Regions from separate parts of the Mus musculus genome. Here all the other regions are linked to region 1. A link is a loop called in an ENCODE intact Hi-C map of the cell type or tissue named here. Cell type or tissue: left cerebral cortex. All regions are shown on one strand.

Evidence for each region. Peaks named below come from ENCODE experiments on the same cell type or tissue, not always from the same donor. Only the 100,000 strongest peaks of a DNase experiment are listed, where the experiment ranks them.
Region 2: it touches region 1 in a loop (8-fold over the local background); 19 of 42 quality-filtered maps call a loop at or near these places.
Region 3: a loop joins it to region 1, with 2.8 times the contacts of the local background. A loop is called at or near these places in 5 of 42 quality-filtered maps.
Region 4: it touches region 1 in a loop (2.5-fold over the local background); 13 of 42 quality-filtered maps call a loop at or near these places.
Region 5: it touches region 1 in a loop (6-fold over the local background); 5 of 42 quality-filtered maps call a loop at or near these places.
Region 6: it touches region 1 in a loop (2.6-fold over the local background); 13 of 42 quality-filtered maps call a loop at or near these places.
Region 7: a loop joins it to region 1, with 2.0 times the contacts of the local background. A loop is called at or near these places in 2 of 42 quality-filtered maps.

The regions. Positions count from the first base shown.
Region 1 is chr14:79,768,268-79,772,267 of GRCm38, forward strand. It overlaps Pcdh8 (protocadherin 8), which reads right to left and starts at 3,045. Exons shown (of 3, transcript NM_021543.4): 1 at 230-3,045; 2 at 1-54. The coding sequence starts at 2,854. It overlaps Gm9748 (predicted gene 9748), which reads left to right and starts at 1,641. Exons shown (of 2, transcript NR_154550.1): 1 at 1,641-1,934. In left cerebral cortex, CTCF peaks have their summits at 880, 1,574 (motif pointing right) and 3,091; DNase peaks (open chromatin) are centred at 866, 1,576, 2,300, 2,554 and 2 more places; H3K4me3 peaks cover 3,781 bases; H3K27ac peaks cover 2,027 bases.
Region 2 is chr14:80,214,361-80,218,360 of GRCm38, forward strand. It overlaps the pseudogene Gm17923. Among named protein-coding and RNA genes, the nearest start is that of Gm31776, 29 kb to the right of the region's middle. In left cerebral cortex, CTCF peaks have their summits at 1,790 (motif pointing left) and 2,089 (motif pointing left); DNase peaks (open chromatin) are centred at 1,757 and 2,087.
Region 3 is chr14:80,026,868-80,030,867 of GRCm38, forward strand. No RefSeq gene overlaps it. Among named protein-coding and RNA genes, the nearest start is that of Olfm4, 29 kb to the left of the region's middle. In left cerebral cortex, no CTCF peak of the experiment used is centred here; DNase peaks (open chromatin) are centred at 1,117, 2,145, 2,750 and 3,157; H3K27ac peaks cover 1,573 bases.
Region 4 is chr14:79,903,012-79,907,011 of GRCm38, forward strand. All of the region lies in intron 1 of Gm6999 (a long non-coding RNA gene), which reads left to right. Among named protein-coding and RNA genes, the nearest start is that of Gm6999, 14 kb to the left of the region's middle. In left cerebral cortex, no CTCF peak of the experiment used is centred here; no DNase peak of the experiment used is centred here.
Region 5 is chr14:79,615,840-79,619,839 of GRCm38, forward strand. Sugt1 (SGT1, suppressor of G2 allele of SKP1 (S. cerevisiae)) reads left to right here. Exons shown (of 13, transcript NM_026474.6): 11 at 3,870-3,960. Among named protein-coding and RNA genes, the nearest start is that of Sugt1, 30 kb to the left of the region's middle. In left cerebral cortex, a CTCF peak has its summit at 1,745 (motif pointing right); a DNase peak (open chromatin) is centred at 1,771; H3K27ac peaks cover 247 bases.
Region 6 is chr14:79,910,740-79,914,739 of GRCm38, forward strand. All of the region lies in intron 1 of Gm6999 (a long non-coding RNA gene), which reads left to right. Among named protein-coding and RNA genes, the nearest start is that of Gm6999, 22 kb to the left of the region's middle. In left cerebral cortex, a CTCF peak has its summit at 2,088 (motif pointing left); a DNase peak (open chromatin) is centred at 2,101.
Region 7 is chr14:79,653,479-79,657,478 of GRCm38, forward strand. It overlaps Cnmd (chondromodulin), which reads right to left. Exons shown (of 7, transcript NM_010701.3): 3 at 3,111-3,251. Among named protein-coding and RNA genes, the nearest start is that of Cnmd, 6.7 kb to the right of the region's middle. In left cerebral cortex, no CTCF peak of the experiment used is centred here; DNase peaks (open chromatin) are centred at 2,002 and 3,861.

The sequences.
Region 1 (4,000 bases):
TGCAACAGGGGGCGCAGCAGGCTCCTTCCCGAAGCCTGGAGAGGCACCGTAAGGCTGCAGCAGGGAATGGGGGAGGGGGGAAGGTGTGAGGGTTGGACAGGACACAAAAAAGCAAGTGCGACAGGTTAAACATCTCCCTGTGAGAGCCCACCCTTACCCCTCCGGTTTCCCTTCTCCCAGCCTGTCCGCAGAGCACGGAGGGGGGCGCCCAGCCGAAGGAAGGCCTCACCTCGGCGTGCGCGCCTCGGAGCCGCTGCTGCCCCTCGAAGTGACAGGCGCTTTCCCCAGTGGCGCTGCCGCCCTCCGAGCCCGGCACTTCGGCCGCGGCGACCGCGGGCGGGGGCGCGTCGGCCGCGGGGCTGCCAAAGGGCGCTTTGCCGCTGCCAGGGAAGGTGAGCACGTCGAACATGTTGGGCCTGGGCCCAGTTCCCCTGGCGGTTTCATCCGGGGAGCCAGGGGCCGAGGCTCCGCCGCCCGCCGCCCCGGGCCGCTCTTCCCGGAGGGCCCCCCCTTTGCGCACCTCCTTCTTGCGGCGGTTGCAGGTGGTGGCGATGGCGATGATGGCTGCAAGCAGCAGCGTGCAGCTCCCGGCTAACACGATGATGACGATCAGCGGCGTGTCCCACTGCAGCGAAGGCCCCGACGGCGCGAGGCGAGAGCCGGGTGGCCGGGAGTGCTCTGGGCTCCCGGAGCTGGCAGGCACAGCTGACCCGCCCCCGGCTGTTACCACGAAACTGACGGTTGCAGTGGTGGTGAGAGGGGGACGGCCGCCGTCGGATATGACCAGCAGGGCCTTGAACACGCGGCCAGGAGGCTCCTGCGAGAGGTCTCCAGTAAGCATGATCTCCCCCGTGTGGCGGCCTATGGAGAAGGCCTCGCGTGGCTCCTGCTGCAGCAGATCAAAGGCCAGTTCCCCGTTGGCTCCTTCGTCAGCATCCCGGGCCTGGATGCGCGCCACAGCTGTGTCCTTGGTGGAACGTCCAGGGACCGCTACTTCTAGGGAGCCATTAGCCGGCGCCGGATGCACAAGGATCGGAGAATGATCATTCTGGTCCAGCACCCGCACTTGCACCAGAGCATTGCTGGAAAGCTGAGGGGAACCGCCGTCGCTGGCCTGGACACGCACGTCAAGCTGGCGCAGAGTCTCATAGTCAAAACTACGGAGAGCGTAGATGGCTCCGGTAGCCGGGTCTACTGAGACGTAAGTGGACACGGCTTCCCCAGAGCGGCCCACTTCGGCCTCTACCAGGCGGTAGGTGACTTGACCGTTGCGACCCACGTCAGGGTCGCGGGCTGCCACTGTGGCCAGGTAGGCGCCTGGAGGGTTGTTTTCGCGGACCGACACCTCATAGACTGGCTTGGTGAAGATCGGTGCGTTGTCGTTCTCGTCCCCCACTCGCACGGTGTAGGGCCTGACGGTGCGAAGAGGGGGTGTGCCACGGTCTTCGGCCACCAGCGTCAGGTTGTACTCCGCGATGCGCTCCCGGTCCAGAGATGCAGCGGTCACCACCAGGTAGCTGCCAGCATAGGCCGGCTGCAGCCTAAAGTGCTCGTGCCCGTAGAGGGCGCAGCGCACCTGCCCGTTGGCGCCCGAGTCCCTGTCCGAGGTGCTGACCAGCGCCACTAGACTCTCGCGCGCCGCCCCCTCTGGCACCAGCGAGGTGATACCGGCTTCCTGTGTCCCGGACCCAGTCGACGAGGCCGCGTCCGCTCCTCCGAGTGCGGCGGCAGCGGCGGCGGCGGCGAAGGGCGAGGTGGCTGGAGCCCCCGGGGCGGCCAGAGGAGTGATAGAAATTTCAGGAGCGTTGTCGTTGACGTCTCGGATGCGCACGATAACCTTGCAGGTGGCTGTCCGGGGCCCTGGACCTCGGTCTTGAGCCCGCACGTCCAGCTCGTAGGTGTCCTGGCGCTCGTAGTCCACCTGCCCAGCCAAGGTGAGGCGGCCAGAGCGCGGGTCGAGCCGGAAGAGGTGGCGGGCTTCGGGAGGGGTGCGGGCGCCGAAGGTGAACACAACGTCGCCGTTGGGACCTTCGTCGGGATCGGCAGCGTCCAGGTCGAGCAGCAGCGATCCCACAGGTGCGTCCTCGGCCAATTCCACCTCTGCCACGGCACCCTGTGGGAAGGCCGGGCTGTGGTCATTGGCATCTAGCACACGCACGCTGAGGGCTGCTGTGGCGGAACGCGGCGGTCGCCCGCCATCCTGAGCCACCAGCTCCAGGCTGTAGGAGGCCTGGCTCTCGCGGTCCAACTCCTGTAGCAGCACCAGGTCCGCACACTGGGCACCGTCCGCGCGCGTCTGCAGCTCCACGCGGAAGGGGCTGTGAGGCTCGGCTAGGCGTACACTCTGCAGCCCGTTGGCACCCACGTCCTCGTCCACGGGCACCTCCAGGGGGATGCGTGTGCCTACCGGAGCGCTCTCTGAGACCTCCACCGGGATCTGGGCTCGGGGAAAGCGGGGCGCGTGGTCGTTTACATCCCTCACCTCCACCTCCACGTGCACCAGGCGGAACTGTTCCTGCGAGAAGCTGACAACATCGAAGGCCAGCACGCACTGTGGGGACGGGCCACACAGACGCTCACGGTCCAGGCCCGCATCCCCGACGGTCAGCTGCCCGTCGCCCTCGCGTACCCGGAGCAGAGAGCTGTTGAATTGCTTCATCAGGCGGAAGCTTGTGTCTCCAGACACTTTCATGTGCAGGTCTTCTGCAAGGGTTCCGATGACTGTGCCAGGGGCATCCTCTTCGAACGTGCTGTATCGGACTGTCTTGCTCTGGGCCACTGAGAGCACCCAGCAGAGACTAAATAGCTGCAAGGGGAAAAGGCAAGGGCTGCCCCAGCGCTTCGCAGGACTCATATCGCCAATCCCCAACTGCTATTCCGAAAGGCTAACCTAAAGAGTCTTCCCCGGCGTGCAGATCGGAGCGTGAGTCCCAGGCTCTGCGAGCCCCGTGCGGGAAAAGCTGCAGCTCCGGCTCGGGCTGGCTCGGAGGACGCGCAGACCCACCCTCACTCGGCGCCTCCGCCTCCTTTCCCTGGGCTGGAGCTGCGCTGGCGAGCGCCGCCTCCGTCTTTATAGCTGCCGATATGCAAATCACTGGAAGGGGCCAGCCAATGGTCGCTTAGCCACAGCGCCGCTCCTCCGCCAACCACCGACAATCCCTTTAATGTGGAAAGGCTTAGAGGAGAAAACAGGGAAGGAAAATGAGGGAATCTTTCCTTTGTTTTAAAAACTCCTGCTCCCATTTTCTGTTAGCACCTTGCTTGCAATGAGTTAGCACTGGGCTCTGAAGTAAACGAAGCTGATGATTTTTGGAAATTGGGTGCCAGGCACCCGGTCTCTTCTGCCCGCCGCTGCGGGTACTAAGCCCGAACAAGCTGGGTTTCTCTTCAGAAGCTCCGGGTCTCACATCCTACCCCCCATCCGCCCCTTTATTTTGCATTTTAAAGGCTTCAAAACTTGCTCTGGGGAGCGAGGCTCTCTGTTCGCCTCCTCCCTCAGCTTCCCACCGGTGTGGGGAATAACCTGTCGATGAAGAAGAGTGAAGGGTAGAGCAAAACTGATTTTATTCACATTTGTGTACGCAATTGTGTTTTGCTCGTGTGAGCACCGGTGCCACTTGCCTTTCAGAAAAGAGCCCTGCGATACACGTTAGTATGCATGTCACTGTTCAAATGGCTTCCTTAAGCCCTAGGTGCTAGCAGGCAAGGAAAAATAAAGTTCCAAATAGGATTTAGCATAAGCTTGAGGAGATTTGGAAAGGTTTCAAAGATCAGACTGTATCAAAGGCTTATGAAGCCCTCGTTAGTAGTGGAAATAGAATGGCGTGGCAGGCGATCCCATTGGAGGCCCCGATGTCTGTATTATTTCACTATGACAAGCTAGAGGGGGAGAGAAAGTTGAACAGTTTCCACAGTAGAGTTGGGCTAACTTGAATATAATGAGCAAACGCCACATGTCTCCATTATGCCTCTCTATTCACCCTCAATCCGTGCCATAACT
Region 2 (4,000 bases), 450 kb after region 1:
ATGCCATTCCAACATGGACGATAACGGGGTGGGAAGTTGTACATTGTAATATACTTATCTTAAGTGGTAAAAGCCAGGGGTAGCTATGCCTCCAAGGAAGAGAGTTCCTTAGTAGAGAGTAAACAGCTCGTGGATTCCATAGTATTATGATCAATGCGCGAAATGCACACATTACAAAAGCAAATCAGATGTACCGGTATGTGAAAACTTATAAAGAGATTTTAATGACTCCTGTACAACAACCTTGGGCATTGTTCATTTCTCCAGGTCTTTATGTGACTCAAAGACCCAGAGATGCAGAGGACTGGCCCAAGAAGGTATCCACTTTTCTACTTTTCCTCTATACTCCCTCCTACCTACTCAGTGGAGTTCTACAGAGGTAAAGACTGGGGTGAGGAAAGTGATTATGTCAGCAGAGCATTTAGTGTGCTTAGCAGGGCAAGTGTCTTCTGGGCTTTGAAAGGACGAGAAGTCTGAGCACAGAATCTAGGATTTTTTTTTTTTTTTTTTTTTTTTTTTTTGGAGCAAAATTGTGTGTGTGTGCGCGCTGTTTGTTTGAGTTTTGAATTTTTCCACTGCAAGGAGTTAGACTTGTATTTGTGTTGGTTCTGTGACTTGAGCTTTGAGTTTTGCATCAAAATTGTTGATTTTCTCCTGGGAGGAGGAGGAGGAAGATCCTGGCACAGCCATTGGCGATCTAGAGGACCATGTTCAGCTTGATCTCAGCACAGAACATCCAGTCAGTCCCACCTGGTGAAGCAGTTCAACTCTCTGCTCTAGGTATGAAAGGACAGAGGGTGGGTGACTGGGACACAGACCTGAACCTGGAGTGTCTGTGCAGTCAGGCCCCATAATGTACACTGGCCTTCCATGTAATGAGCTCTTATACAAGGAGGGGTAAGGAATGTAAACGACCCTTCCACTGACATTCTCTGGGCTCAAAATCTGATGGAGAGAACTCTGTAGGCACAAGCATACCCTTCTAGGTGCCTATGATGAGGGTGTGGGTGCTAATGAGCCACAGAACATGTGCCTAGCCAAGCATCACAGTCCCTTCTGCATGGAGCTGTAGAGGCACAAGGACACACCCATTGTCAATCTGGTTCAGCTACATGAGCTGGAACTGCCTAGCCAGGCTGCCGACAGCCTGGAGTTGGCAGTCCAGGTCAGAGGTTGCTAGCTTCCTTCTTCTACCTCAGCCCCCTGATTGTTTGTGCTAGATGACAATGACCACAGCCCAGTCCTTATCAGGGTACCTTGACTGAAGTGGAATTGACTGATCATGCACCAGAGTCATCGCTGCCGCTAGATCCGGGTGATGATAAATTCTGACGAGGATTCCAGGAACAAAGGTGATCACCCTTGTTGCACACATCCCGCTCGAAGTCTGCCATACTTTCTGGCTCTCCCTGTGCTCTGGCAGCCCCATCTTCAAGCACCAGTCTATCTACAAGCCTGGACATGGGCCCTGGATTGACACCCACAAGGTCATCGTGAACATGCTGCTTGTCAGTGCTCTTGAAGTGATTATCATTTTCTCCGACATCCCCCAAGTGTCCCCGAAGAGGTGATCGACCTTGTTAGAAAGGCCCAGGACACTGGAAGTCTGAGTTACCTTGCTGTCTTGAAGGGTGGAGCATTTTCCAACTTGTTGGAGCTGGTCAGCACCTCGGACAGAGACCTGGGCATCAACAGGCTCGAGAACAGTGCCCTCTAGTCTCAAGACCAATTCAAGCTGCAGCCAGCCAGTGTCACCTAGTGGTAGCACAGTGCCATTGGCCAGTGAGAGCCTCTGAGGATTATCTGACATTGGTGGAGGAGAGCTGTGGGGTTCCGGACTATGCTACTGGACAAAATGACAAAGCATAAGGTGTCAGTGTGAAAGAATAACCCTTCCGACATCTCTCTGGCCCCACTAGTCACCCAAGACTTGATTCTGAGCCTCTGTGGCCAGGTCACCTTCTGGCAGCTGAAAGCTGAGGCTGGCCACAGCAAGGTCTTGTGCTCCCTCTCCCATCCCCCAGCAAGGTCAACTTTTGTTTATTCTGCGCTGCTACACTGCTATTCTGCTATAAATGCCAGTGGATCAGGCGCCACCTGGTGGGAAAGTTGTGTTGGTCTCAGCTGTGCAGAAGCAATAAGAAGAACTGGGTGATAGGGCACAGGTTTGGAAGTAGAGAGGCAACTGGATTCCTTATTAGTGGTTGGATGCTTTGGCTAATGGCCGAAGCTTTCTGCTAGTGGCCATCTCAGTGTAACGTGTTTTACACAAAGGAATGAGTGCAGCCCAAACCAACAGCAAGCAAGAGGTACCTGAAGTCTCAGAGATTTTAGGAGCTGATTCTGAGGGCCTCAATTCAAACTCTTATGAAATCGTGGCCTCTTTTATTTTGTCAGAATTCTAGGAAAAGTGACATTACATGATATTCTAGTGTGGGGACAGTGAACAGCTTTTATGCCCCTTTCTTCTGGACGGACTGGGTCCCACCTACCATTGGGGAGAACACTCAGCTCTCTACTAGATGTCACAAACATTTAATCAATTTTCATGCCAGGAGGCCTTACACCAATTCAGTGCCTGGCCGTTTGGGACTTCAAATGTCTAATAGGTAGGTGTTGAGGGAGATCTCTTCAGACGATGACAGGAAGCCCAAGGGTAACGTTGATGGGAGTCGATGTCTGCCTTTGCTGCTCCTTTGCCTACGGTAACTCCTCTGGGTCTAGTTTTAACACAAACCCCCTTTAGAGTCAGCTCCTGATGATGCACTCTTGATGAGGGAAGCAGAGCCTGTTCTGTCAGTCTCCTTATCTGAGGGTAAAATGTTAGTGACTGCTGCTCTGCTCTTTATAAATTGAGTTCAATCGTAGTTCCTTCCCACTCCCCATCCCTTTACAGAGAGGATAAATCTGCCTCAAGTTTAAGGTAATTTCTGAATATTTATCGTTGCAGCTGAGCAATGCGCGTGACATTTTGTACATATTTTATGGATAACAAAGTAATTCTTTTCGCTTTCAGGACACATCTGAATCCAGATGGATTTAGTGTGAAGGACAGTGGAGAAGGAGACAGTAAATTGAGTGACAGTAGTTTGGATACCAATAGAGAGGGAGCCAAAAAAAAAAAAAAAGCAACCTTTCAGATGACTGTAAATAAGTACAAACCCATGTCTTTGAACACCCTGATCTCAAAGTCATCATCATATTTATATTCCAGGCAGGAAAAAAAATAGATATGTTGTCCCCCAAATACAGAGCGTGTCCAAGTCATTTGAGAATGCTATGACAAGATGGCCTAGGTTGAGCAGCTTGAGCCAGCAATGTCTATTGACTGATAGATAAATTTCACATAGGGCTAGATTTTAGTTGCTAGAAACACGTATATGGCTTTGCTCGACTTAACTCTGTTTGAAGATTGCTGCAGACAGATAGCCTAATACTACCAGTTAATCCACTGGCTCTGCTATTTTGAGGTCTTCTCTCTTGCCAACACATTTTTTTGATAGTCAAGTTCTTTTTTTTATTTTTTATTAGGTATTTATTTTATTTACATTTCCAATGCTATCCCAGAAGTTCCCCCACACGCTCCCTCCCCCACCCACCCACTCCCACTTCTTGGCCCTGGCATTCCCCTGTACTGAGGCATATAAAGTTTGCACGACCAATGGGCCTCTCTTTCCACTGATGGCCGACTAGGCCATCTTCTGATTCATATGCAGCTAGAGACCTGAGCTCTGGGGGGTACTGGTTAGTTCATACTGTTGTTCCACCTATAGGATTGCAGATCCCTTTAGCTCCTTGGGTACTTTCTCTAGCTCCTCCATTGGGGGCCCTGTGGTCCATCCAATAGCTGACTGTGAGCATCCACTTCTGTGTTTACTAGGTCCCAGCATAGTCTCACAAGAGACAGCTATATCTGGGTCCTTTCAGCAAAATCTTGCTAGTGTATGCAATGGTGTCAGTGTTTGGAAGCTGATTATGGGATGGATCCCCGGATATGGCA
Region 3 (4,000 bases), 260 kb after region 1:
CTCTCCTCTCCTCTCCTCTCCTCTCCTCTCCTCTCCTCTCCTCTCCTCTCCTCTCCTCTCCTCTCCTCTCCTCTCCTCTCCTTTCCTTCCTTCTTTTTAAAATTCCCACTTTAACTTTCTTGGAAATAATAAGCAAACATTAGGCATATGACTTTGACTGCATGTCCATGGTGCACTGTGAAATGCTCAATGCTTTTAAGCTTATTAACATGCCCATTGTCCCGTATAAAGACTAAATTTATTTCCTTTTACTTGGCTTCTGTCAACCAACTGCATTGCTTTTGAAATGTAGGCAATAATTCTCTTGATGCATTTTTAGGACTGGAGATTAAACTCGTGGCCTTAAGCATGCTAGGCAGCAAAACCTCTACAATTGTGATGTGCCACCAACCTTCGATAATGTTTTTATATAGCTATTATTGGTACTTACTCTAACTTTCACTAGAGTGACTATTATCAGCTATCATTTTATTTTAAGGATAGAAACAACTTCTTTAAGTGGAGTTCTGCTGATTCTGTTAACCAAGCCTGATTAATTCAATGGTGCTATGTCTGAATACCTGGTAAGACAGCTTAAGGGAGAAAAAGTTATTTTGTTCACAGTTTGAGATGATATAGTCCAATATGACAGGAAAGGCATGGTGGGGTGGCTCTGTGATAGCCTTAGTGTCTGACCATAATTATCTTGCATCTCACTAGGCCAAGAAGCAGAGAGAAATCTTTAGAAAATGGGTTCCAGCCTCCCCTACTACTGTTTCTGTTGTTTGATAACATACTATGACCAAAACCAACTTGAGTTTACTCAGTTTATTTCAGCTTATGATGATAGACAGTCATTGAGGGTAACCTAAGCAGACATGCAAGACAGGTGCTTGAGGTAGAATTCATGAAGAAACATTGCTTACTGGCTCATTCTCACTTTAATGCTCACCCAGCCTTCTTACATATGCCAGGGCTCACTAACTAGGGATGGTGTTGCCCATGGTGGGCAGATCCTTCCTACATCAATAAACAATCAAGAAAATGCTCCCACAGATATGCCACAGGCCAATCTGATGTAAGTAATACCCCAGTTAGTATTCCCTCAGATAACTCTAGACTGTGTCAATTTGAAAGCTGAAGCTAACTAGGAGAACCTCTAAGGCCTGCCCCATAGTGACCCACTTTCTCCGCTATGCCCCACTTGCCAAAGGTTTCATAACCTTCTGATACAATGCCAGTATCTGGGGACCAAGTATTCAAACACACGAGCCTGTAGGGAACATTTTACATTCAAACCATAACGAATGGCTTGGCACAGCTGCATGCTTTTTCTCCCTCAGTTCAGTGGTGCCAATTTCACTATTTTATTCTTATTAGTATTTCTTTTAACTTCTTCCTCATGACCCAAACCTTTTCTTCTCTACTTCATGTCCCACTTGTGTGTGTGTGTGTGTGTGTGTGTGTGTGTGTTTTCAGGTGCCACCAGGACTTATTTTCTCTCATTCAAAATGATTCTCTTCTAAGCAGTGACTTTAGGACTCAAGCTTATTCCATGTAACTTCTAAGGTCACTGTGGCTATTTATACAAAGCAGCTAGATAGGAAAGTGATATGAAGCATCTTATGTGAAAGGTGGGCTCAGCTCTGATCTGAAAGCAATGTATATCATTCCTATCTGTATCCATTAGCACGGGGCCACAGCTAGCTGCAAAGCAGGGTGGGAAATGTACAATGTACTGGGGACACAGCAGAAAGAAAAATGGCTTTGGAGTAGCCAGTCAGTCTGCTTTACCACTGAAGGTATTACAAAGAAAGGAGATAATTCAAAGACTTGCTCCAGAAGTTCTAGGGAAGGTTAGAGGCGTAGCAACCACATACTATCATTTAACATTTGGCTTCAAGGTCATATTGTGCCTACAATCCAGAAACCAAGAACCTGCATCTGCTACTAGGTGGCATCCCTGAACCCCTCCAAACTTGTAAGAGACAATGGAGCCGAGAGTCCGTCTGCTGCAGACAGTCAGCTCTGCGATGCTCACTGCGTACCCTGTTCCCGAAGAAATCTTTGCCTTCCAAATCTAACGGAAGTGGATTTTGTTGACTGAGTCTAAAGTATCCACAGAAAAAGATCTCCAGAGAACACACAGAAATAGTTTCCTTCTTTCTTTTTAAATAGCACACACGCTAACAGGCATCCTGTGGCTGTGTCATACATACTTAGTTTTGGTGGCTGCACCTTTTCCCCTATGTGTTCTTGAAATGATCCCTTTCCTTGTGATAAAGAGAAGATGACAGGAGAGGCGGGGAATTGATGTTAATGCCACTACTTTGGCTGTTACTGATGCTCCCATTTTGTCTTAGGGGAATGTTTTTCTCAGCACCCGTAATTTATCTTCTGGACATGCCTGACTACAAATGCTTCTCAATTTGTGTTGGGGCTTGTTTTAGATAGGCTTACAGTTGGTTTTAAAACATCAAGTTAAAAAAAATGCATTGAACACCTCCAACCTCCCCAACCTTAGAGCTTAGCAACATAGTACACTATGGAATACTGTCCTCTGCCCCCCCCCCCCATGTTTGTCTGACTGGCTTGGAGCTAGCTGTATGTGGCTGTTATTGCCCAGCACCTCGAGAGTATTGTGCTGAATATAGCTAGCCTGGGAAATGATCCAAATTCAAAATGTGAAGTATGATTTCTGAGGAATTTGTATTGCTTTTGCACCATCATGAAGTTGAAACATTTTAACTCAAAGCCATCTGTGTATGTGTGTATAAATATAGACTTAAATATATATTACATAAATATATGTTTTTGTATATTTAATCGTCACACTCCAGTGATAGCTTTGTCTGATACCAACATAGCGAGGAGAGTCTCTTTCAATAGTGATGACTCCCAGTGACCTTTGGAAGAGGAGCTAGCTTTTACAACTTTACAGCCCCTCTGTTAGACTTCACTAGAGATGAACTTCTCTGGGTAGTGAGTCATTCTTATGTCACCCACCCTGTCTTAGGAGGTATCCAGACTTCAAGTCTCCTCTACCTTTGGGTAACAATATTTTCTATATTTAAAATCATCCAGAATCTTCCAGAATTTGGAGTATCCCAATCCATTGTCTTGGTTCTTCCCTTGTCTGGTCAATGGGATCATTGGTTGACAAGCTGCTGCTCTTGGGAGGTTTTCCCAGAATCCTGAGGTAGCATCACATTTGGAGAGCACCCAGGCTTTCAGCAAGCTCTACCTCCACAAGAAGAGTCCAGGCGGGTCGTGGAAGCTCTGTACCTTTCAGTCTTTCTTTTCACAAAGAACCTTACTGAAACTCAGGAGATAGGTTCCCTACCCAGAGCTGAGAGGTCAGCAAAGGAAGGCAGAACTGCCTAGGAGAAGGAGAAATTCCAGCAGTCTATGCTCAGAGAAGTTAATTCGGGAAGAAAATTTCTAGTAAGCAGTGGTCTAGTCTTGTTGAATAAAACATCCAAGGGGCTTTTCCTCTCCCAACAGCAAAAGCAACTACAGCATTCTGGTAGCAAGAACACATTTGTTCTTCTTAAATGTTGTTTTGTAACAACAACAACAACAACAACAACAACAACAACAAAAATCAGCCTGTTGCTGGCACCTGAGCTTGACATTGTCTTCCTTGCCAATCCTGTACGAGGCACTCTGTGCATGCATGAGACTATGTATCCCTGGCTGCATCACATTTCTTCATTTAAGCAGATGGAGAAACAGCTATTTGAATGAATGGGGCATGAGGCCAGAGAAGGTATAACCAGCTGCAAACAAACCAGTAAACATGGTAGTTATACATCTGATCTGGTAAGTTGTTCAACAGTGAAATGGCTAATGGCACTGGTATTTAAATGGCCATTAGTAGGCTCTGGGTTCTGTGTACCCAATTAAGAAGTATCCTGGAAGCTCTTTCCTGGTGGTGTCTGCTGTTATTTGGCTGTAGACCTGGCCAGCAGCAGACCTCAGGTCTGCGGGACTGTCACTGCCTGCAGGGAAAGAAACTTCA
Region 4 (4,000 bases), 130 kb after region 1:
TCGCCTTCTCTAACCCCACAGGTACCACGCACATCTTTAATCGTATTTTGTAGATGGCAACCTGGGATTATTATTCTGATAGTATGGGAGGTTTGTAAATGCCAGAATGTTGGAAATTTCTATGCTGAGTACAGCGTCTCTGATGTAGGTCTTCAGGACACTCATTTCAAAGGTTCCAGGGTAGAAGAGTCTGACTCCAGACTCTTGGCTCTCTCCCCACTCCACCTCCATACTTTTCACTTCTAGATAAAGTAAGAGAACTAGAGGGCTCTCCCCAGAAAGGAATCTACCTCAATCAGCTTCTATTATCTTAACTCCCTTCTTTTGTCTGTAAGAAATAGCAAGAAAGCAAAATATCTTTCAGCAGTTGTTGGTGTTTGTCTGGAACTCAAGGTCCAGTGGCTGATGGGAAACAGAATTGAGGGACAACCACCCCTTGTCACCCCCTAGTCATCAAATCAGCTTATTCGGACCTCTTCCTACACTGGCTCAGAGTTCTCTTCCAAGTAGATACCTATACCTGTTTTAGTTTTTGACAATGGAAATGACAAATATGCTTTTCTTCATGTCTTGTGTTGGCAGCAACGTGATATTTACATGATATTTTGAAGGACTTTGGAACCATTGAAAGACAAGCTTTGGAGTGGAGTTTGACTTTATAAGTTATCCCATTCACCTCATCTTCTTGAGAGAACCCCTAAGAACATCCCTGAGTGGTGGAAAATGGAGCATGTTCAATCAAGAACAGCCAAGTACTCAGGGGACTGCTATAAATGACACCGTTAGTAAGTGCTTATCCATGACCTTACCATAGTCCGAGGTTTTGTTTTGCTAGTCAATATTCCATTGCATAGCAACCAGTGAGGACATGAAAAGTCATCCCTGGTACCTATTGGGATGTGCATGCACAGAGGAAAAAAAAATGGCAGGAACAAAGTGCCATTTCCAAAAGAGAAATAGATTTTGGTGGTTGCTATTTTTGGGGGTGGAAAAACCCAAAAGCTGAAATGCCTTTCTATGACATTTGAGAGAATCAAGTAAGAACTACAGGCTTCCTGGTGACTTCATGTTAGCCCAAGGAGCTAGTGAAGAGAACATTTGGATGTTCTTCAGTGTCCATTTCAGCATCTCCATATGTCATGGATTAGTTAGACTCAGTTGTTAGGTGGTAGTGAGAAGTGGATTTAGCATTGAGGAGAATCTTTTATTGAGGAACAAGGAGTCCTGTGGTTGATACATCAAAGAAACTGGCTTGCCTATCATTGGAATGAATGGAATGATTGTTACATCAAGTATCCCAGTCTAGGGCAAGATTGTACAGATAGCAGCTGGAGAATGACCCTCTTTCTAATGTATCTGAGGCCCATAGAGGTTAGAGGTGGCGCTAATGTTGCATCATCCGAGTCACACAGTGAAGATGGAGATAGAAGGAAGGGTATGGAAGATGCCTGGGTAAAGGAGAGATTTGGTTTTCTCCTTCCTTTTCTCTTATAAAATATTTAACTGACTGTAGTAGTCACTTTTCTTACTGTTGTAACTAAATATCTGGTAAGAAGCAACTTAAGGAGTGGTTTGGGTTTGCTCATAGTTTGGGGGTAGAGTCTACCATCGTGGGAAAGGCATGGTGGTGGAAGCGTGAAGCTTGCATGTGCAATTGAGGAGCTCAGTACATGGGGGAGTACCACTCAGATTTGAGGTAGTTTGTATGACCTCAATGAACCAAATCTAAAAACTCCTTTACAGACACACTTGGAATGGTAACTTCAAGAATCCTTCCGCAGGGTCTCACTGGCTTAGAGACTGCTGAGTGGACTAGACTTCAGAGATCAACTGCCTTTGTATCCCTAGCTCTGGGATTACAAATGTAGACCACCATGACTAGTCTATCTTGATGTGGGTTCAGTGTCCTGGACTTATGGTTGAGAGTCAAACACTTTACCAACTTCATACCCCAATTTTTAGTTTTTATTGAGGGATTTCCATTCTGCGTTCTACCATGACTATGAGAGAAAGATCTTTGGAAAGAGCGGTTCATCTACTCCTTGATTTTTATCTTTGAGCCTAGCTCTCCCTAGGTACATTTCCCCTAGAGTTCTCCCAAGCCCCTTGCGTTTTTCTACTCTGGGTGTTAAAGGGGAAGTCTGAAGGCTAAGTTATTTCAATAGGACTTTTGTAGTGTGTGCATGTGTATGTGTAGTTGCTTTGAATGATGGCTGATGGCTTGGAGAAAGGTTTCTTTCCCATTCAGATTCCTCAGTAGGGATTTGGTGTTTCTTTTCCGGTGGTAGGGCAGCAGGACGCTGTTTACAAATCACCATAGCTCCAGTTCTTAGTGTAGGCCGTTGAGCTCTGGAAGGGTTTCTCTTACTACTAGATTAACCCAGTGATCTCAGAGAACTATTGTGACATCGACTTACGGAGTGAGACTCGGACAAAATTTGCTGAGGTTGGTCCTGTGGACGGGAGTCTCTCTGTGTGTGCACATGTCAGTGGATGGATGCAAGATGCAGAAGGAACACACTGGACAGAAGTCTTTCCCAACTTGCAGCCATGAAACTTTGTAAATCATCATGAGAAAGCCATGGGAAGTCTGGCAGGAGAGCAGGGTACAGATTGCCAAGCAAGGACACAAAGCTCTATTTTCTCCCCACAATACCTGTAATGAACTGGAATGGCTGGGTGGAGCTGAAAAGCAGATTTCTTCCCTTCACTAAAGTTCCTTTTCAGCCTGGTTTGCCACAGTTTTGCAATGTGTTAGAATTTACATTCACATATTTGTTAACCATTCTTTGGTGCTCTGAAAGGCTTTTATATGTCTGGCCTCAACCTTTGCCATATGGTGTCACAAACTGTGGAATTGCAGTCAGTGGGAGGCGGGAGGCAGAGGTGGCGGTTGGGAGAGAGTTCATTGGGACACACAGGAATTCTGTCTTGATTCTTGAAAGGTCACTCCCACAAAATCCTTTGAAAGGGGTAAAAGCTCTTGTGTATCAGGCTGCTAAGTTCTGGGTCATGATTGGTGCTAATTTTTACTAGAAAGGTTAGGGGAACTTGTGGGTCACTTGCTGCAGATGTTAGATATATAATTTGATTTTTTTTTCAGGACTAGAAATCACACTATCTGAGAGCAAAGGATAGGAACTGTGATTGGCTTGGCTCAGGACAGCAGCCTCTGTATCATAGGACTTAGGATGTACAAATTTTCTGGAACCAGGAAGTACGTGCTTCAAGACAGGTGCCAACACTGCCTGAGTTGAGGTGGGATGACAGAAGACTTCGGAGCACTTGATTTCTTAAAAGTTAATCAGACTTACTTGTCCTTATATAGGACAAATTCAGAACATGAAATATCCCCCTGCATATGAGGAAACTACTCATGAGAAAAGACGTAATTAATTATTTGACTCTTTGAGGCCTTGGATGGAGTGCTGTTAAAGGGGATCTTAGTCTTGCTGCTTCATTACAGGGACAACTGAGAGAGATATAGGCTAATGACAATGTGGATGTCCTATAAATGACACAGCCAAGAGAAGCCATGAAGTCTTGGGCCATTATATACATTTCCCTCCTCCCCAGACCCATCTCTTCCTGCACAGGGACACACTTAAACTGTCACACCAGATTGTATCTTTTCCTCAAGATCTCCCACTAAAGACAGAGGCAGGTCCAGCATAGCATTCCATTATCCTGTCTGTCTCAACTGATGTTTATTGTCTCAAGCCTTCTTATGAGTAGGGATAGATCCACCTATTTATTAGTGCTGAGATTTTAGACTAACCAGTAACCTGAGAGAGACTGCTCATAGACCCAGTGACTGCAGATCTCAATGGCCTGTCCTCATTCAAGTGCATAATACATGCTTAGTATTTACTAGGTGCTGGTGACCAGCAGTGATGGAGATGGGTCAGGAACTCCCCACAAATGTATATTTGAGTACTATGCCCTGACTTACTGTGGTTTGATCAAAGTGGATACTGTCTTTATTTCTGTAGCAGAACAT
Region 5 (4,000 bases), 150 kb before region 1:
ATAATGTTTGGCATATAAATGCAGTTTGTATTTCAGGTTATGAATTTATTATTTTATTTTAGGTTTTTTTGTTTTGTTTTTGTTTTTTGTTTTGTTTTGTTTTGTTTTTTTGAGACAGGGTTTCTCTGTGTAGTCCTGGCTGTCCTGGAATTCACTTTATAGACCAGGCTGGCCTCGAACTCAGAAATCCGCCTGCCTCTGCCTCCCAAGTGCTGGGATTAAAGGTGTGTGCCATCATACCTGGCAACTGAATAACTTTGGCATAAATATACTCATACTATTTTTATCTGCTAGATTTGGTAGTTCTCCCCCTATATACACAGTGCTCAGCGATGCTTGTGGAGGAACCTGAATTGGAATTGATAGAGTGAATGTTTTGGGTTTTGTTTGTTTTATTTTTGAGACAGGATTTCTCTGTGTAGAGCTTGCTGTCCCCAAACTACCTCCATAGAACAGGCTGGTCTCAAACTCCCAGAAATCAGCTTGCTTCTGATTCCTGAGTCCTGGGATTAAAGGCTCAAGGAAGAAAACGGTCTCAAAGTTTACACTGTAGTAAATAATAACGTGGCACATACCTGTTCCAACCCTCAGGCAGGGGGATCTCTGTTAGTTGTTTGTGCTGGCCCAGGATACAAGAGCGATGCTTCTTAGGTTTTTCTTTGTTCTGAATGGAATTTAAGATTCTAAGGTTGTGTCTAAAGCAGGGCTTTTATAACCATTTTGCTTGAGAACATTTTATGTGGCCCTGGGAATATATAGATATATAATATAACTCAAGTGTTCAGTAATAATAAATTTTAAAGAAATTTTAAAGAATTTATTTTTAAATGATTATTCGGTTATATGTAGAACCTTGCCATTTACTAAAAATGAAAGAAAAGCTAAGATAGGTGATCTTTGGTTTTTGCACAAAGAATTAAACTTGGTTGTTACTTGGTGCATAGAGCATCAAGGAGATTTTTTAAGTGTTGTTTGACCTTTGTTTTTGTAACCATCAGTTCACATAAACATAGTAGAAAATGACAAGCACTTCTAGGGCCATTTCAGAAACTGTTGGAAATTCTGTCCTAATCCCAAGCCAGAATTCATTGAATGATTTATTCATGTTTATGAAATTCATGTTAGCAATTTCACAATAAAATCCCAGGATAGAATAGTTTGATACTCCTATGCCAAGGTTTGGCAGGAGGAATATAGTAAAGTCTTAGTTTTCTGTAATTAAGCCACGCTTTTGGTTTTGACTTTTTTTTTTAAAGATCACAAAAGGTGTGTCCAGCAAAATGACTGCAGTTTATTAACATACACCAGTTTTTGAATCCCAGCCAAGGGGTTTCAGGCAGCATTCAGTTAATGTTGCAGCATGGTAGCGTGTTGAGAGAGCACGCACAGGGCAGAGAGTGCATGCTGTGTGTTCAGGCTAAGGCTGCCGTGATGCTGTTCAGTGCGGTATTGGCTAGGGCTGCCCAAATGCCAGGGCTCCTTACACATTTGGCTTAGAATTAGCTTGTGGTGGTGTTACTGTTGCCAAAGCTTTGGTGGTTCCTGGATTCAGCTGCACAGCTGGATACAGGGTCGAGAGACCTACAGATAGGAGACCAGTGTTCTGACCCTCGGGTCAACATATCTTCCATATGTAATCATAAACTGCTGTGTTTTTCAAAAACAAATTGAAATTTTTTTTTTTTGTAATTATGTTTCTTTAGGGAACTAAATGGTGAAATCTTTGATCATTTCCTTTTTCAAACAGCAGAGGGAGGCAGTGTTATATGCAGTAGTGCTAGGAAGATGGGATTCAGTGGGTAAAGAGCTTGCTACACTGAGGACCCAGATTTCTAGAACCTGCATGAAATCAGGTGGGTGTGGTGGCTGTTCGTGCTTCTCAGCATCCAGGAGATAAGCACAGGAGATCCTTAGAGCAAGGTGGCTTGTCAGACTAGCTAAAATGTTGTACTCTACGTTCAGTGAGAGACCCCATCTCAGGATAGAAGGTGAATGAATGAGGGTCACATCTGATATCTTTGTACACGAATTCACACACATGCAGGTACACTCATACATGCAAATAAATAAAATGTAGACAATAATCTTCCATGGTTCTGTAAAGTGCGCTGGCATATGTAAAGCACTAAGCACACAGTGCTACTTACCCTCATAATTCAGAGTTTTATATGGGCTCTAAAAAAAGCAGAGAAGGCAATCCCTGCTACCACAGATGACATTTTAGCATGCTTCCCTTTAAACATCCAGATCTTTTGAGCAGAACTCATGCCATAGTCACCGTTGGCATTTTAGTATATGTTCCACTGAATAACCAGCTCTTTTCCAGTGTGTATGTTGTACATTGGAATGTTGTTTGCAGTCTTCAAGCAGAGTCATATGACATAGGATTTTGGTGGTCAATCAGACATACAGTGGGAGGGAAGAATATGTTGATAGCTTGGCCTTGTACAGGAAATGTTGCCCTGACTCAATCTCAACCTGCAGTAAATATTAGAATTAAGCAGTTAGAAGAGGTGAGGGAAAACCAGCTTCCTGTAAATTGCCCTCTGACCTGCACATGGTTGAATAAGGGTAGATTCCTGAGTCCGCTCACAGGTTCCTGAGATACTGCTCTAACAGCCAAGGAATTTGACTGCTTAGAATGCTCAGAAGGTTTCATCCTGAAGAGCTGCCAGAGAGCCTCAGGTCCTGAGGAAACCCTTCTCCCACCAGTCTGTGGCTCTTGCTCAGAGAAGGGAATGGATACCATGGCTGCTTAGGAGTAGTGCTGGAGCAATTGTCCTCTGAGAGAAATGAATGAATTCTCTTACACACAGAGTCCTCAGAGGTGGGCTGGTGGTATTATAATACTGAGAACTGGTGAGCCAGCACAAAACTGGTTCTTACAGATGGCTTATAGCTACTTCTCTGATATATGATCATCTCTTAAAAGCATTTTCTGTGTACTTGAGAGTAATATTTAAATTACCAAAGTTTTAAGATAATTGTGTGTTGGGGGATGCATGCATACGCATGTGAGTGAACGTGTGTGAAGGCAGGTCAACATCTGGTGTCTTCCCCATTTCCCTTTTTGAGACCTGGTCTCTCCCTGAACCTGGAGCTCAGTGATTGGCCGGCAAACCTGAGGGATCCCCTTGCTCGCACCCCAACCCACCCCATCTCTATCTTCTTCGCTTTGGGGTTGCAAGCTTCCGTGCCCAGCTTTGTACATGGGTACTGAGGGTCTGAACCCGGTCCTTAGGCCTGCGGGGCAAGCTCTTTACCAACTGAGCCATCTTCTCAAACACTTAAGGAAGTTTCACTTAAACACAAATAAGTTTGCTTATTGATGGTTACAATGAAAACATTTCTGAAACTGGGCAGATAATTCTAGAAGTATCTACCAGAGTCCTCAAGACTTAAATTTAAATTTAAATTTTAAGAGCATGTATGAATTGAAAATTAAGAATAAAAAGGAATTCATACTTCTCCCCATCTTTTGAACTTCTACGAGGTTGCCTTTCATGGTTTATGGTGTGCATGCTACTGTCTTAGTGAGTGGATTAAGTAGAACTTCAAGTTGGATCAGCTTGTGCTAAGAGATAAAGGCCTCTTTGTTCAAAGTGCACAAATGCCCAGGTTACAGTGGCTTTCAATAAATGTAAGTGCTAGTATATGGTGCTCTTCAGGTGAAACAAGGATCTTTTTAATAAGAGTAAAATTTTTATAATTCTTCAGATCTAACTTTGTATAATGTAGGCAAACTATCAAAGACACTTAATTCTTAAAAACTTTGATTAGTTATGAAAATTGCATTTTTGCTGTTTTATGTATCTTAGGTTGAGTAATGGGTTTTTTTTTTTTTTTTTTTTTTTTGCTGTTTCTTTCAGATTGAAATTAAAATGAAAAAGCCAGAGGCGGTGAGATGGGAAAAGCTAGAGGGACAAGGAGATGAGCCCACACCGAAACAGTTCACAGCAGGTTTGTACCCTGGCCTCCTGAAGTTCACGGTCATTGTGTA
Region 6 (4,000 bases), 140 kb after region 1:
CCTGACTCTCTCAGTCTCTCTAGTCCTACCTGGTACAGGTAGATGGTTTCCAGAGCTGGTTGCCGTCCTGTCCACCGCTCATTGATATGGCAAAAGTTTACCTGCTTTTGCCAGATCCTCGGGTTGACCTTTGACATAACCGCTTTCTGTATGACGTGGCCTCCATGTTTAAGGCAGGAGAAGGAACAGCCTCAGAGCTCTTCACATTAGGTTTCTCTTCCCTGTTCCTTTGTTTCCTCTCCCTTTCTCACAGCAGAGGTAACTCTGCATCCTCTCTGCCTGCTTTCTTCTTCCCTTGTCCCTCTGTCCTCTCAATACCCAAGGCTGCTTGAAAAACACAGGACATTAATTTAGTGAACTTAGAATTTCAGATAGACAGCAAACAAGCAGTAGTGTAGGTGTATCTCAAGTCCTGCATGAAGGGTATACTTCTGGTAGAGCATTTACTCAACTTATCTCGGGCTCAAATGTACCTGCATGCTCTCTCTCTCTCTCTCTCTCTCTCTCTCTCTCTCTCTCTCTCTCTCTCTCTCTCCTTCTCTTTCTCCATGTATACATGCATGTGCACATGTGTGTGTGTCCCTGTGTGTCTCTGTGTGTGTGTCTGTGTGTCTCTCTGTGTCTGTGTCTATGTATGTCTGTGTGTGTATTTAAAGTGACAACCCTACCCCTGCTTCTATTCCCCTTTCTCCTTCTCCTTTTCTACTGGGTACTTTCATTTAGCTTGATCTGCTCTGATCACTTCTGCCCCAAAACCTGAACAGACATGAATCATTCCCTTGATTCTGGCCTCTTTCAAGCCAGTACCTGCCCTACCTGCTATTCCAACTTTCTTACTTGCCTTCATCACTTAGGTTTTATAACATGACTTCCACTTTGAAAACTCAGTTTCCTTAAGAAACATCACAAGTGTTCCCCACATTCCATCTCCAGCCATCTTCATATCTAGTTAGGCTTTTTCATTAGTGTCCTGCAGACATTTTCCCCAGCGTTCCATATTCCCTAATGTCCAACAGTTAACTTTAATTGCCCTCTTGCAATTTATTCCTCTTTCTTCTCTAATTGCTTTAATTTAAATGCATCTGCATAGACCTAGTTGCTCAGCCAAGAGCCCATAGGACCACATTCAACTCTTTCTCCTCCTCCCCACCCTCCAGTGTTGCTGGTAATAGCTTCTATGTCGATTGACAGTAGCACAAATGTCTACCTGCCTGGAACGGACATGTCTTGGGGCTGTCTTCTTTATCTCCCCATCATCATATTAGATTGGGCTTCTATCACTTTGAGCTTGGATTAGAACCATTATTGGGTCAAAGGTGATACATCATTTTCCGTGTGTTTGATATGTATGCCAAATAAGCCTCAGTGAGTTTTGCCAAACTACCTTCCTGTCAGCAAGGGATAATATTGTTAATTTCATGTGAGCCTTTGCCAAGACTAAGTACTGTCTTTAAGAACAACCTTGGAGATCTGTTAGGTAAAAATATCATCTTGACGTTTTTATTGCACTGCTAATAAAGACTTTTTAAAGCTTTCAGATCATTTAGAAACTCAAAGCTGGATTGAAACTTTCGACTTCAAATCTTTCATTCTAGACCCCTTAGCATGAATAAGGTGCTCCCCAAATAGCTTCCCAAATGTTGCTTCTCTGTCCCCACTGAGTGAAAGAGTACAGAAGGAGCACTGGGTGGTAATTCCCTTGAGATTGGGACCTGTGTCCTTCTCCCGCTGTGTGGTCTATCCCAAGCCCATAGTAGATGCTCAGTGCATACAAGGATGGTGCATCGAAATGAGCTGAATGGGAATTAAGGCTTTGTCAGAGGGAATAACAAAGGCGTATCAAGAAAAGAAATCACCTACGGATGACTGATGGTGTGCCAGAGTCATCCCAGGGCCCAAGGTTCAGAAGTGACTGTCTTCCATGATGCTTCCCATATGTATAAGATGTGCTAGAAAAGTAGATTATTTAGGACAATTAAAAATGCACACATGGTCGTCATATGTGCCAATTTTGCCCAGACCCAATTTAACAGCTCCCAGTATCACCTACACAGGGTGTCTCTTGGCATCATCCCTGCGGCACCCTCTAGTGGCCACTGGATATTGCACATCTGTCAAAGAAAGCTTTTCATCTTGAAATCCCCAAACATGCAAATCCTACAATATCACAAAGCATTAACTCTGTTCGTCTGCTTTTCCCTGGGCAAGACGCTTATTCCCTATATGTCTCTTCAAGGTCTCAATCCATTGTGGAGGAGGCTTGACAGAAGCCCAAAATCCTCCTCTTTTTTCTTAGGGCACAGAGACTTAATTGCATATCAGGTTTCAGCAACAACCTACATTCCATAGGGAGACCTGTGAATTCTGTTCTGATAAGGACCCTGAGTTCTGTGGATGGTTTAGAGTCTGTGTGATAAGACTACCAATTGGCATCATGTTACATGTCTGCATTAACTGCAGGAGAGGGGTACACACAGACATTCAAAATGGTGGGGTTGTAGCGCGCGGTTGTGACTCTAGGAAAAGAAAGAACACACTCCACACTCCCGTAAGCAGGATCTTTGTCTTCTGAGTCTGCTCCCATTTTTAGGTTGACTGACTCTCATGGTTCAGGCTCATTTTTCTTGAGGGGGAAAAAAAAGCAACACCCTGAAATATTGAGAGAGTCTTTCCCTAAACTCCAAGTCTCTCTGCAGCACAGCCCATGTTCAGACTGTCAGTCTGATGCCCAGGTTGTCATTTTCTTCCTGCTGCTCCCCTCCCTAGAGCCTGGTGGAGTCTCCTTGAGGCAGCTGAAGGAGTGACAGGTAGATATGCTGCAGAGGTGGGCTGTTTAAGGCAGTCACATGAGGTGTGGAAAATGTGATTTATAGGTTTTTTTTCTCCCCCCAGGGGAAAATAGATTTCATTATTTTCCACCTCAGGTAAGGGGTAAACCTCTGGGCTTGACCTTGGAAGGTTGTTCAGCTATAACAGTGTGGCTGAAATGCTGATATAGACTAAAACCTCATTAAATCAATATTGGTTATCCAAAATCATGCTTGATTGGATGCAACTGCTTTTCCTCAGCTGCCTGATGTCCCACTCTTTATTGGGCAAAAATATGAGATGCTCTAAAGTGAGTTAAGCTGTTGAGATTTTCTGGTCCTTAGAGCTTCAAATTAATAAGGTTTTATTATTTTGCAAATTGAAGACAGTTCTAAAACACCAAGTCCAATATTGATTATAATCTACTACTGTCACATGTATGTTTATTAATAAAAGAGTCCTGTCTGTTCCAGTAAAAAAGTCATGCATTTTCTCTTCCTGTTTATGCAGGTGTATAGGGCTTATTGGAATAAATAAACTTATTGGTCCCTAGGCAAATGGAACCTATGTAAATAAACAACCAATGGCTAATTATCCATGGCAACGGGCAACTGGGACAGCACATTGATGTGCTCCACTATCAATCTTCAAACCTTCCTTTAGCCAGAGAGAGGCCAGCATGCAGGAACTGGGAAGAGATAGAAAATCCAAATTCATACTGGACCATGTCATCCTCCATCTTTGCCCCCCAAACCAGTGGTTAGAGAGAATCGTACCTGTCATTTGGATTTTCAGTGAAGGGTTTCAAAGTGCCTCAGATGGGATTATGTAGATAGTTAGACCTGGGGTGCATGCGTAAGTAAATAAACAGCAGGTGCTAGTTGGCACAAAGACCTCAGAATATTCTGATGGTGCCCAAGAGGGTGCAGATTGCCAGGAAGTTGGGCATATTGGGGTCTCCCGGTGGGGGCAGTTCTTCATATTGCTATGCTTATGGTTCATCAACTAAAGCATTGACAGGGTGAATTGAGGTAGGCCTCAGATTAAATATCTCTTCCATGTCACTGTCACCTTTTTCATCTTTTCTTTGCTCTTCTGGAGGTCAGGAAAGCACCCATTGATTATGTCTTTTACAAGTCTCTTTTCCCCTAAATCCTTCCAAATATTCAGATCTCCTCCCTGGAGAATGGGA
Region 7 (4,000 bases), 110 kb before region 1:
AATTAGGTTTTTTTTTTTTTTTTTTGAGACAGAATCTTAGACTTGTCTCAAACTCACAAGTCTATTCCCGCTTCCCAAGTTCCGGGTTGGCAGACATGCGTAGCTATGCCCATCAAGGCCTCAGTACTGATGCCTACTGTTTGAGAAAAACTCCTAACTGTCAAAGAACACTTGTGACCACCTGCACTGTGGGTGTGCGAGGCACTGACCTAGATGCACTTGGCTTTATTGATGTCCGCTCATGCATCTGGCAGAGCATGCACATATGAAATCCATATTTCATTATAAATTACCCTCATTTTATTGTTCCTTTACATTATAGTTGAGGGTTATATTGATTTTTTTTAAATCAATAACCTACCTACTTTCAAGGTAGGTTCATGCTGTAGGTTTTTTCCCCCTTTAGCTTTTAAATCACAAATTTCAGATATCCACATATTAAAAGAATTGTTTTCTGAAAACCATGATATCCAAATGTGCTCACCACTGCTGTCTGTTGTTGGTTTCTACTTCTGTTCCTGAAATACGGTTTCAGGTCTGAGGAACTTGGCTTTCACCAACAACATGGATGCTTGTCAGGGTATAATCTTTTAGAATACAAACCACGAGCTGTGAATCAACCCTTGCTTGCTTGTTTGTCTCAGGGCACAAAGTTTGGGGCACTTGTTTTTCTGTTGTTGTTGTTGTTGTTGTTTGTTTGTTTTTCAGGGTTCCTCTCTCTTACGGTGTCTGTTCTCTGTTGGACTGTGTTAAAATACTGGGGTCCCAGGTATCAACTTACAGGTAGAACCTTCCATGATCTAGCCCCCACCTGCATCTCCATCAATCTCCGCCCCTGTCCTTGATGTAGTTGACCGCATTGAGAGGGGGACTGTGAATCCTCTTGTAGTATCCTTTCCAGCTCTCCCTGTTAAAGTTCAAACGATTTCTCGAAAGGGTTGGGACTGTAGCTGAGTGGAAGGGTGATAGCTTAACACAAGAAAGCCCCTTGGTTCAGTTCCCAGCACCACAAATCATTCCAGGCCATTATTCAATTACCGCGTCCTCACCTCTGCCATGCCTGTGCAAAGCCTCTAATTGGCAGCGATGCCTTTCTGTGTGGGGCACACTTTGCCCATAGCTTATCATGACACATTTAGGGGCTGACCTCAAGCCATTTCTGTGTGCATGTCTTCCTTCTAGACCGGACCAGAAGGTCTTTGAAGGATAAACGTCGGTCACCTTCCACCCCTTGTGCTTAGCGTCATCCCTCCACACAGTGAGCCTCACTCAACACTTCCTGCGTTTGACTGATGGTTTAAAATAGAGGCAAAAGTAATAGAAGATGACCACAGAGTCTGATTCATGTCTTTTCAAAAGGCCAGGCTTGTTTAAACCCATAGCAGGTACTATCCATCAAAGAAATGTTCCACTCACCAGTTCTGACTTAGAGAAATGTAGAAGCTATCAAAGAGAATTGATCAGCTTATGAAATATTTGTGGCCCTGTTCGTCTATGAGGACAAAACACAATCAATACCATTATTAGAAAGAAGCAAAGGATTATAAAACAGATATATAGGTTTGGGATTAAAATATTTTCAGAGGATATTCTTGACACATCAACCTCCCAAGAGTGAGGGGCCTTTTGTAATTCATCCTCAAAACCCCCTTTGCATATTCTGAGATTGTGGGCACATCACAGGTACTCAGTTTTGTTCTGGATTGAAGGATGTGTACACAGGAGCCACATTTTATTAGTTTATATTGAGTAGTACAGAGAAAAGAAATGTTTTTCCCTGTCCTGGGTTTTGCAGTAAAAGCATTTAATAGGTTCAGAGAAATTACACTTGTGCACAGACCAGAACCATTTGCAATCTGATGACCACACAAAGTGCAGCTGGGCACACTCAGGGCTTCAGAGCCTGTCCCCAGGTCAGGGCCCTTTGTGAACACAGCCAGGCTTCACTGGCATCGATAGTCAGCATCTCAGATCACTAATGCTAGCATCTGCTGGGAATTCAAAAGGACTTGTGACGCGTGTTTTGGCTCCCACGAGAGGAGAGTGCTTTCCTATCAATGAAAAGCTTCTTTCGTTTTTCTCATAAATCAGAGGAAGATGGGTTGATGAGATGTTTGTAGACCAATGAACTATCCAAAGAGACATTATTTCCAAGAGCCCTCCTTCGCTATGAAGCTTCGCCCACATCGTCTGCCGATTTAGCAGAAGAACCCAAACACAAGTGCTTCGTCCTGTCAGCCAATGGGAAGTGTAGGCCAAGTCAGCACATGCACACTGAAGCATCAACCAAGAGCCCAGTGTCTCAAACTGCCTCTCAATTAAATTTTGCTCAAAACAAAAAGGGACTCAAATGTTTCTTTTGTAATAGGCCATGCCAGAAAACATGGCTTATGATAGGCATCCACCCATGCTTATTTTCTGGATTAAATGGAAATTAGAAAAATATGGATGTAGAAACTACTGTTGACAAACCACCCAGTCATTAAAATGTCTCTATTCTCTAGAAATCCAAAGTTTTGCCCTTGCTGTTGAAGACTGTTTGAGCACTCTACATGTCAAGTTATAGAGTATCGCCTGGTTCTCACTGGCCCTTCTCAAAGACTTTGTGCAATGTCAAGAAGCGTCGGTTCTTGGCAATGACATTATATTTTCCCATTTGAAACAATAAAGCTTTATTTTTGACTTCTAAGTCCACATATTTTCTAGAAGTAAACTCACTTCCAAACTTTTGTTTTGGCTTGGAGATGGGAATCGCATGTTGCTCCGTCTGCTTCAAACTCCAGGGCTCAAGTAATGTCCTCCTGTGCCTTCCTGCCTGACACCTGGGCCTACCGCACCCGAAGGGCTTTGTTATTTTGTATATTTGCCGGTATTTCCTCTTCATTGCAAGAAGATGGAGGACAAAGCAAGACCCTTTCTCAAGGAGCAGAAGCTACACAAGGCAGGTGGGTTGCTGGCCGAGAAGCTGCTGTTGAGAACAGTAACCACTGCGTGCGTGTGTGCGTGCGTGCGTGCGTGCGTGTGTGCGTGCGTGCGTGGCTGCTTCTCCTCGGACTGGAAAAGCCAGGGCTTCACCTGTTAGACTCTGCAAATGCGTGAAGTGTACTTACATTTTTAAAATCGTTGACTTCAATTGCTTCTTCCGCTCCGCTTCCCATTTTAAAGGTCTCCAAGTTGTTCACAGCATCTATTTCCATTGACCCATCTTGTAGTTTCCCATTGATACTCATACTGTAATGAACATTGTAAATCTAGAGGAGAACAAGAGTCTTTGGTACCTTCTTCCTTTCAGCAATTTGGGGCTTATCTTTAGGTCCACAATATGTGAGGATGATCCCATCTTTTTCATAGATACAGAAAAATAGCATTAATAGGAATACTTTCATTTGAGGAATCTATCCATATACCAGTCAGCTAGTACAATGATTTCTGGTGTGTGTGTGTGTGTGTGTGTGTGTGTGTGTGTGTGTGTGTGTGTGTCTATGTAAGCCAGAGGTTAATGTCAGCTCTCTTCCTTCATTGTTAACCACCTTACTTTTTTGAGACACTGTGTCTCACTGAACCTAGATGGACCAATTCAACTAGACTGGCTGGCCCCTGAAAGCCTGTCTTGTACTCCCCCGTAATAGGATTACAATGTGGCTTCAGTACCTGAAGTTTGCATGGCGAGTACTTTAGCAAGGGAGCCATCTCCTTAGCCTGATTGTTTTAAAATACTAAGTAAAATATTCAGTAGTGCTTGATAGCTACTTAAAGAGCTCAAGGACTTGGATCTCGGCTACCCATCAGAAGCAACTAGGGACCATATCTGGACCAATTAAAGCTCAACTGTGAAGTTGAGTTTTCTAAAGTTTAATTCTATTTGTAGCTGGACTGAGAACCACCCACAGATAGATGGAAAGGCATTTGGCTGAAACACTGGCATCTTTGCTTAAAGGCTGATTTTTGAAATTCATCAGTCAAGGTGACGTGTGGGGTAGCATACGGTAAGGATTACAGA